Regions from separate parts of the Homo sapiens genome. Here all the other regions are linked to region 3. Evidence: chromatin contacts called from ENCODE Hi-C or POLR2A ChIA-PET data. All regions are on one chromosome and are shown on one strand. Each heading gives the region's core, a stretch centred on a gene start or an enhancer-like site at or near the end of the contact. The rest is flanking DNA. Distances are from core to core; before and after follow the strand shown. Region 1 has its middle 38 kb from the start of LSM3. Region 2 has its middle 54 kb from the start of LSM3. Region 3 overlaps TMEM43 (transmembrane protein 43).

What was found. A loop is a pair of places that touch in the nucleus more often than their neighbours do. ChIA-PET counts read pairs that join two places held with the same protein, here RNA polymerase II (POLR2A). Pooled maps may share reads with other maps.
Region 1: a loop to region 3 is called in a map of natural killer cell, with 10 times the contacts of the local background. The contact joins two enhancer-like sites. A Hi-C loop is called at or near these places in 2 of 168 maps with a recorded cell type or tissue (endothelial cell of hepatic sinusoid and natural killer cell) and 6 of 50 pooled maps. POLR2A ChIA-PET finds 5 or more read pairs at or near these places in 2 of 52 experiments (BJ and activated CD4-positive, alpha-beta T cell).
Region 2: a pooled map shows a loop between it and region 3 (2.1-fold over the local background). The contact joins two enhancer-like sites. A Hi-C loop is called at or near these places in 4 of 50 pooled maps. POLR2A ChIA-PET finds 5 or more read pairs at or near these places in 2 of 52 experiments (AG04449 and activated CD4-positive, alpha-beta memory T cell).

Annotation. Positions count from the first base shown.
Region 1 is chr3:14,215,297-14,218,086 of GRCh38, reverse strand. No RefSeq gene overlaps it. Among named protein-coding and RNA genes, the nearest start is that of LSM3, 38 kb to the right of the region's middle. RefSeq lists silencers at 1,544-1,623, 1,654-1,703. Within about 2 kb of position 1,291, at least 3 of the 41 ENCODE cell types and tissues checked have a DNase peak (open chromatin) inside an H3K27ac peak, as active enhancers do.
Region 2 is chr3:14,231,492-14,234,337 of GRCh38, reverse strand. No RefSeq gene overlaps it. Among named protein-coding and RNA genes, the nearest start is that of LSM3, 54 kb to the right of the region's middle. RefSeq lists a cis regulatory region at 1,127-1,991. Within about 2 kb of position 1,530, at least 5 of the 41 ENCODE cell types and tissues checked have a DNase peak (open chromatin) inside an H3K27ac peak, as active enhancers do.
Region 3 is chr3:14,142,780-14,145,885 of GRCh38, reverse strand. TMEM43 (transmembrane protein 43) reads right to left here. Exons shown (of 12, transcript NM_024334.3): 12 at 2,206-3,106. XPC (XPC complex subunit, DNA damage recognition and repair factor) reads left to right here. Exons shown (of 16, transcript NM_004628.5): 16 at 1-739. Among named protein-coding and RNA genes, the nearest start is that of XPC-AS1, 5.2 kb to the left of the region's middle. RefSeq lists enhancers at 997-1,106, 1,452-2,139 and a silencer at 1,763-2,057. Within about 2 kb of position 1,250, at least 34 of the 41 ENCODE cell types and tissues checked have a DNase peak (open chromatin) inside an H3K27ac peak, as active enhancers do.

The DNA.
Region 1 (2,790 bases), core at 42-2,541, 72 kb before region 3:
ACTATCCTGTGAATGCACTAAAAGTCACTGAATTGTGTATTTTAAAATGGCTAAAATGGTGAATTTTATGTTATACGAATTTTACCTCAATGAAAAACAGTATAGCATGCCAACCGTGCCAGGTATCTCCCCTAGGCAGGCTCCTTAGCTGTGCTTCTAGCAAAGAGCCAGCAAGCAGCTTCTGCTGATGCCTTCCTTGGAAAAACCTGTCTGTTCTGTGGCCATGTGCCCACTTTCATACAGCTTTTGCCATGCACTGGGTCCCTTGGTGTAAGAAGAGGTGATACGGAATCCTAGGAAGGTAAATCAGATCCTTTGTGAGTTCTCAGACGGTGGTGCTGGTCAATGCACTGTTGGTGGGAAAGTCAACGAGGAGAAGCGGGGCCAAACGGCCTGAACTGTGAAGGCCTGAAGGGATAAGGCCAGGTGTCAACAGCGCATATTTCAAAAAAAGAAGTTCGAACTCAAGAAAATTTTCCCGGCCGCACACTGTGGCTCACGCTCGTAATCCCAGCACTTTGGGAGGCCGAGGCGGGGGGATCGCGAGGTCAGGAGATCGAGACTCATCCCGGCTAACACGGTGAAACCCCGTCTCTACTAAAAAAAAATTCAAAAAATTAGCCGGGGGTGGCGGCAGGCCCCTGTAGTCCCAGCTACTCGCGAGGCTGAGGCAGGAGAATGGTGTGAACCGGGGAGGCAGAGCTTGCAGTGAGCCGAGATCGAGCCACTGCACTCCAGCCTGGGCAACAGAGCGAGAGTCCATCTCAAAAAAAAAAAAAAAAAAAAGAAAAGAAAAGAAAAGAAAAAGAAAGAAAGAAAGGAAGGAAGGAAGAAAGAAAGAAAGTGAAAAAAAAGAAAAAAAAAATTTCCTGAGATGTCCTAGGCCATACAAGCACTTTTGGGGTGGGGCCCCTGGAAAAACAACATGACTTTCCACCTCTGTTAAAAGCCAAAGCCTCTGTTTTCCGTGCAGGATCGTGATCAGTTTACATACATTGTCTCTATTGATTCTTTCAGCAACTCTTTGGGATACACGTCCTCATTGTGCAAATGGGAGAATTGTTTCCTGTAAAGCTAAGTAACTAGCGTGTGATCGCAGGGCTGAGAGGTGGAGGTGTCTGTGAACAGGGCTGCTGCTTTCCGTGATCCGTGCTCTTTCTGCAATGAAGTTTGGCCGATACACGGCAAGTCGGCCACCACTGACTGCTCCGGGGCTCCTGGCAGACATTATTAATCAATCACAGCTTCTTTTCCCTCCGAGTCTGGACTTAGCTTTACCATCCTCTGCAAAACAGCCCTCGGGCAGCCACTATTAACCATAACTGGCACATCAGATGAAAAATCCTCTGCCATCCCAGGATCACACACGAGTCTGTCTCCCTCTATCTGAACTGGCATGTCCTGAATCTGCCTTTAAGCCAACAGAAGAGTCCAAGTCAATGCAAAAGACCGCTGTAGAGGATGTAGCCATTTCTTGCCAGAGGCCTAAATGAGGTGTGGTTTTAAGAGCCCGGGGAACAGTGGGCCAGTTGAAGACGAACGGACAAGTCAGGAAACTCAAAGAAGGCAGGAGACCAGGGTCCCAGCCCCCTGTCTGCTTCATCACCAGAACCGGCCAATCAGTGCCAGTAATTGGAAGGGGCACATGACCTGGGCTGGGCCAACCATAATGAATCCTGGGGCTTTGGTTGGCGTTTCGGGAATGAGGTGGGTGACTGAGCTGCAGAATGTCCACTAGGGGCTGCTGCGCCATCCTGTCACCACGAGGGGAACGAGGGGAGCATCTGACTGAGAACGGAGTCAATAGCAGGGTGAGCAAAGCCAAGGGACGGAGCAAGACCGATTCTTGGTGGCATAGCCTGCGCTCCTGAATGCAGCCATGTCTACAGTCAGCTCCCGCTGCTCTTTTTTTTTTTCTTAAGTCAGTTTGAGGTTTTATTTTGTTGTTGTTAATTGCTAATGAAAAAGTCCTTGATACTGTCATCTATTTGTCTCCCATAACTGTTCTTTGCCTTAATTTTCATTAAAAATTATGCCCTTGGCCCAGTGCAGTGGCTCACACCTGTTATCCCAGCACTTTGGGATGCTGAGGAGGGATGATTGTTTTTGAGGCCAGGGGTTTGAGACCAGCTTGGGCAACATAGTGAGGCCTGTCTCTACAAAAAGTACACACACACACACACACACACACACACACACACACAATTAGCCAGGTGTGGTGGCACACATCTGTAGGCCCAGCTGCTTGGGATGCTGAAACTGGAGGATTGCTCAAGCTCAGGAGGTCAAGGTTGCAGTGCGCCATCATTATGTTGTTGCATTCCAGCCTGGGTGACAGAGCCAGACCCTGTCTCAAGAAAATAAAAAAATGCCCTTCATCATTGTGGACTGAGCATCTCCCCCTTATCTTTACCCAAATTATTACCCCCTTCTCTGCTCTTCCTGCTGCATGCCAGCCTAAAGGACCTCCTGGGCTACCTGCTCCAGCCACCCCCACCGCCACTTCAGGTTTATGACAGGAAGCCACCAGGTGAGCCTCTCAGTGTCTTTTAGAAAACCTCCTTCTATGTCAGGAACTTTGTATTTATTACCCCATGTTCCCTATGAAGAAATCATGGCATAAGCTCCTCTGAGAGAGCAGTGCCAGGAAAATGTAGGTGCCATTATTATCCCATTTTCACAGTGGGAAGCTGGGGCCCTGAGAGATTACGTTTTTTGTCTAAGGTCATGAAGTTGTTCTGTGGGGCCAGGATTTAAACCCAGAGTTTCACCATTGCAGTATCCTGTCCC
Region 2 (2,846 bases), core at 281-2,780, 88 kb before region 3:
TGTGGACTCCTTACGCAACCATGTAGTTTATATTGCTTTCTCCAAAGTTGAAATTCCACTTGATGAAATTCTACAGCAGAGATGAGATCATGTGGACAGCCCACAAGGGTCTATATAGCTCTTTGCTTGGGCTATACTAAGGTGAAAGATTAGAAAGTTGCCACCTCTTATCATCTTCTCAAATAGGCCTGGAGAGTAACATCAAAGTGGCCAAAAGCAGTACCAATTTTCTAAGTGACATTGCACAAAGTATGTAATCCAAGTTACAAGAATATCTGTATTTTTTTTCATGAGAGTTAACAGAAGTATTTTAGGTGGTGGTAAACGTGGCCCATGAGTCCTTCTGTTTTTTCTGAATTGGCCTTCCTGAAAAGATGATCGCTAGTGTTCTGCAGTGCAGTGTTATCAGCAAGACACAATGTACACCCCACTTCTGGTCATTTTTAAATCTAGGCCAATGCACCTGGCATCATACCTTTTCCAACTTATAAGTGACCACTTGGACCCACTGTCCTCCGATCTTAGTTGATCTTGACTTGTTTTCACTTTATCTCATTTCTCCTATTGTGAATATTTGCTTCCCACCCTGAATTCCTCTCTCTTTCTGACTATCTCTGGATTTTGCCCTTTCCTGACACCTGGATCCTGGCTCTCCTTCTAGAAGTTTAGCCCAACTTGCTTATACCACCTTCCCCTCATTCCACCATTTCCTGGGGCCCCAACTGATGCCCAGACAGATACACCTTGGCCCTGAGCCCCTGAGCACAGAAGAGGAGACCATGTTAGGTTATAATGACATTGTGAAGAACAGGACAGACATGGTCTGCCCATCACTGCCCTTTTCTTTCTTTCTTTCTTTCTTTCTTTCTTTCTTTCTTTCTTTCTTTCTTTCTTTCTTTCTTTCTTTCTTCTTTCTTTCTTTCTTTCTTTCTTTCTTTCTTTTTCTTTCTTTTATGAGACAGAGTCTCATCTGTCACTAAGGCAGGAGTGCAGTGGCATGATCTCAGCTCACTACAACCTTTGCCTCCTGGGTTCAAGACATTCTTGTGCCTCAGCCTCCCATGTAGCTGGGATTACAGGCATGCACCACCACACCCAGCTAATTTTTTGTATTTTTAATAGAAACGGGGGTTTTACCATGTTGCCCAGGCTGGTCTCGAACTCCTGAGCTCAGGCAATCCGCCTGCCTCGGCTTCTCAAAGTGCTAGGATTAAAGGCACGAGCCACCGCACCCAGCCCATCAGTGCACTTTCAACCTCGTCTACAACATCCCATCCACCACTTCTCCTCCTCTACCACAACACCTCCAAGGACAGGAAGCTTACAACTTCCTGGGACTGTCCTTTTCACTTTCTGACAACTTTATCAGAAAGCTCCAGCTGTCAACGAGCTCTCAAGCCCTGAAGTAATCTGTTTCCTGCAGAGTGCTGATGGTGTGGTGTGAACTCCAAGGCAGCTGTCATCATACACTCATTCGCCTATCGCTGGCTGAGACTCCCGCTGGAGCATGCGACATAAGTTAATCACTTCCACTTCTCACCAGCGGGGCTCCTTGTCCTTTTTCTGCCTCTGGCCATTCATGCTCAGCAGACAACTGATAGTCACAGCACTGACTGGAACATAGGCAAGATTCCGGGCCAGCCAGATATAGCCCATTATCGCTGCAGCTACAGTGTGCAAGCTCATTGAGAAGTCAGGGAACACTTTATCAATGAGGAGGCTGTCCCAGAAGCTCTGGCGTTGGGTTTCACGTGAAGGGATGAAGGTGAAGAGAAAGGCTCCAGAGATAGCAGGGCCTGCTTATCTGAAATGCTTCCCCCAGTGAAGTCAAAGTGCCACAGCCATCTCAGGTGGAAATGAACCATAGAACGTCAGAGCTGGAAGATCTCGGAGGCTTTACAGAAGGAGAAAATGAGGCCCAACGAGAGTATCTGGATTGACCAAGGTCATATAGGGAAACCATCTAAGAGACTCAGGTCTCCTACAAGAAAAGGAAGGGCTCTTTTGTCCTTTGCAAGCTGAATCAGGGTTTGAGAGGGAAGAGAAGGGTTTTTGAAGGTCTTCATGCTTTGCATGTTTGCTTTGAAAACATACAAAAGGGTTAGTAAGGAGTCAGGAATGAGCTGTTTCCTCAGAATCCCAGTTCACAACTCTCATTACTAGATGACATCTTGAACATAACCCTGAGATCCACGTGGAAGTAAATATAAATCCACTTACTTGTTGGTTTAATCTATAAATATTTATTGAGCAGAGTCTCATTCATTCCTTTAGCAGGGCCTCTTCCCAGCTGCAGAGGTGAGCTGGGCATACAGTTCTCACTTTCATGGAACTCAGGTTCTAGCCGGTGAGATGGGCAATAAACGAACAAGCGAATATAGAAAATGAGATGGGGATACATGCTGTGAAATTTTAAAATGCAGCTTAAGGGCATAGGAAGCTCTGGGGACATGGGGTTGCCATTGATAACAGGGCAGTCAAGGAAGGTATTATGGAGACGCTGATATTGAGCAGAACTCTGAAAAAATGAGGAAGCAAGTCTCGGGGCCATCTGCAAAAAGTACTGCAGGCAGGAAAACCAATGGTGCAAAGACCCTGGGGCAGGAGTGAGCTTGTCACATTTAAGGAACATCAGGGAAACCAGGGAAGCTGGAGAAAAGGGTGCAAGAAGGAGAGGGGTCAGAGATGAGGAGGGAGGGTGGAGAGTTGGTTGGGGGCAGGTCAGGTAGGGCCTTGTGCACTGCTGTTGGGACTTTGGATTTGTTCTGAGTAGATGCAAGTCACTGAAATCTTTTTAGCCAAGAAGTGACATGACCTGACTCTCCTTTCCAAAGGTTGCTGAGGCT
Region 3 (3,106 bases), core at 1-2,500:
CACACCTGCCCTGGGCATGCCCAGCCCCTGGTGGTGGGGGCTTCTCTGCTGAGAAGGCAAACTGAGGCAGCATGCACGGAGGCGGGGTCAGGGGAGACGAGGCCAAGCTGAGGAGGTGCTGCAGGTCCCGTCTGGCTCCAGCCCTTGTCAGATTCACCCAGGGTGAAGCCTTCAAAGCTTTTTGCTACCAAAGCCCACTCACCCTTTGAGCTACAGAACACTTTGCTAGGAGATACTCTTCTGCCTCCTAGACCTGTTCTTTCCATCTTTAGAAACATCAGTTTTTGTATGGAAGCCACCGGGAGATTTCTGGATGGTGGTGCATCCGTGAATGCGCTGATCGTTTCTTCCAGTTAGAGTCTTCATCTGTCCGACAAGTTCACTCGCCTCGGTTGCGGACCTAGGACCATTTCTCTGCAGGCCACTTACCTTCCCCTGAGTCAGGCTTACTAATGCTGCCCTCACTGCCTCTTTGCAGTAGGGGAGAGAGCAGAGAAGTACAGGTCATCTGCTGGGATCTAGTTTTCCAAGTAACATTTTGTGGTGACAGAAGCCTAAAAAAAGCTAAAATCAGGAAAGAAAAGGAAAAATACGAATTGAAAATTAAGGAAATGTTAGTAAAATAGATGAGTGTTAAACTAGATTGTATTCATTACTAGATAAAATGTATAAAGCTCTCTGTACTAAGGAGAAATGACTTTTATAACATTTTGAGAAAATAATAAAGCATTTATCTAAAGATTTGGCTCTATATTTTCTTTCAGATTTTTTTTTTTTTAAGGGGTCTTACTGTCTTGCGCAGGCTGGACTCCTGGGCTTGAGTGGTCTTCCTGAGGGCTTTGCCTCAGCTGGCCCTCACAACCACCGTGTGTGGTGGAAAGGCATTGTTCGGGAAACAGTCCCAGCTCCTCAGGACTGCAGGCACCCACACACCACTGCCGTGCCCAGCTTCTTTCAGATTTAAGTCGGTAATAACACCCAGGTGACAGAGCAATGTATTCATATGTTGAGACAGCATGAAAGAGTCCATTTTGTTTTCATGGAGGCTGGAAATTCATTACATATGGAATTCTTCTGTATTTAGTGAAGAGATGTTAATCTTTGAGAGGAGCCATTAAAAATCGGAGTCACTTTTATCCAAGGGAAACAAACAAAACACTTGAGTTATGACTCATATGTGGCAAGAGGCTGGCTGGAACCTCTTGTTGAGAAACAGACTGGGGTTGCTATGGAAACTGGTCTCACACTTCCTCACCAGAGCTCGGCCCTCCTATAGAGGCAACTTGTTTTCTGTTATTTTTTTTTTTAAATTATTTTTTGAGACAGGGAGGGTTCCACTCTTGCCCAGGCTGGGGTGCAGTGGTGTGATCCCAGCTAGTGGTGTGATCCCAGCTGACTGCAGCCTCAAGCAATCCTCTCAGCCTCCTGAGTAGCTGGGACCATGGGTATGCACCACCACGCTTGTCTTTCTGGGGTTTTGAGATGATGGCATTGCCATGTCTCTGCAGAAATAACTTCTTCAGGCATATGTCAGCTACAAGGAGGCATTATTTAAATGAAACAGTAGGTTCTGAGAAACAGAAGAGTAGGTTTGGGAAAGTTCTCACTCACGTGCTTGTAAAAAATAAAGCAAACTGCTAGCATCAGAGTGGGCAGTTAGCAGCCGCCTTTCAGAACAGGAAGCAAAATGAATGAAAAATTAATGCCTCATGTGTCAGGCATTCTATGGGCTTTGTCTCATTTGGCCCTCACAACAACTTTGTGAGGTGGACAAGTGTTATTCCCATTGTACTGATGAGGGAACAGACTCAAATCGTTGATTTACCCAACATCACAGCCAGTATGTAGCAATCTTTGGCTCAGAACTCAGGTCTCCCGTGTCAACTCAGGATGCCTCTGGCAGTGGAGCACACTGCTGCCCCTTCCACTTTTTCTAGCACATTCTGAAGATGCATGAAGCCTGAGTCATTCACTTTAAATCAAGCCAAAACAAAGTGGGCTTCAGTGTGGACTTCTGAGTGCTAGATACTGAGTTGCCCTTAAAAAAAAATTAACTTATTTTAAGCACTGAAAGCTCAGATTTCCACAAAATTCAGTTCTCAATAAATCCTATGGCTGAATTCTTTACAGACATTTTGGAAAGAATGCCAAAAAAAAAAAATCTGAAACTAAAAATAGGATGTTTGTTAAAGTCCCACACCAGAAGATAATTTAGAAATTTATTACAAAACTTTTAATAAAAAATACAATGATATTACAAATTTGGTTTTCCAAAGCTTTCAAATTTTTCTTAACATTATCTTTCGTTTTAAGAACACTTTTGAAGTCGGCAGTTATTTAAAATCCTTACTAGAAAAAAACCAAAGCCCAAGGATTTTGCATTTAGTCATCATCTAGGTATACAGCGTGTTTTCCGAAAGCATCCTTTAAGAGTTTGGAGATTTGATGAAATTGCTCATGTAATAAGCAGTTAGTGAATACTATTGAATCCTAAACCCAGATAAGTCATCTTGGGCTGGCTGTGTTTTTCATGTGAAGAAACTCATTTATAGCACAGGCACCCCAGGCCAATAGAGATGATTACAGATCTCTGGTTTCAGAAGTTCTGACCCCTTATTCAGCTACCAAATACTTAATTGCTAAAGGAATTACTCCCAGCAGGCACAAAACGGTTTCTGAATATGACAGAAAAGGTACACAAAGAATCATTTAAGACATCCTGGTTACAACATACTTTATCTTTAAAAGGGTGTGAGAGTAGTTGGGGAACTTAGAAATTCTGTGACTTAGGTGTGGGTGGATCTTATTTAGGAAGACTAAAGCTATGGACACAACACGTGAAAGAACCACTCAGAAGCAGCCCTAGGAAGCCCAGGTGCCCACATCGAAAGCACTCCCAGGTGAAAGCAGCCAGGCAGGCGTGGGCATTGTACAACCAGCCTCAGGCCTCAGTTCTTGATTGTGGTTGACGGGGCGTCACCATGAAGGAGCCCATTTAGTATAAAGCTTCCAACCTTTTCTCTTAATCGTTTCTTTAATCTTTTAAACCATCTTCAAGTGCATAGGGGAGTTTCCGATGCCAGAGGATGAAAGCAAGTGCTTTCTC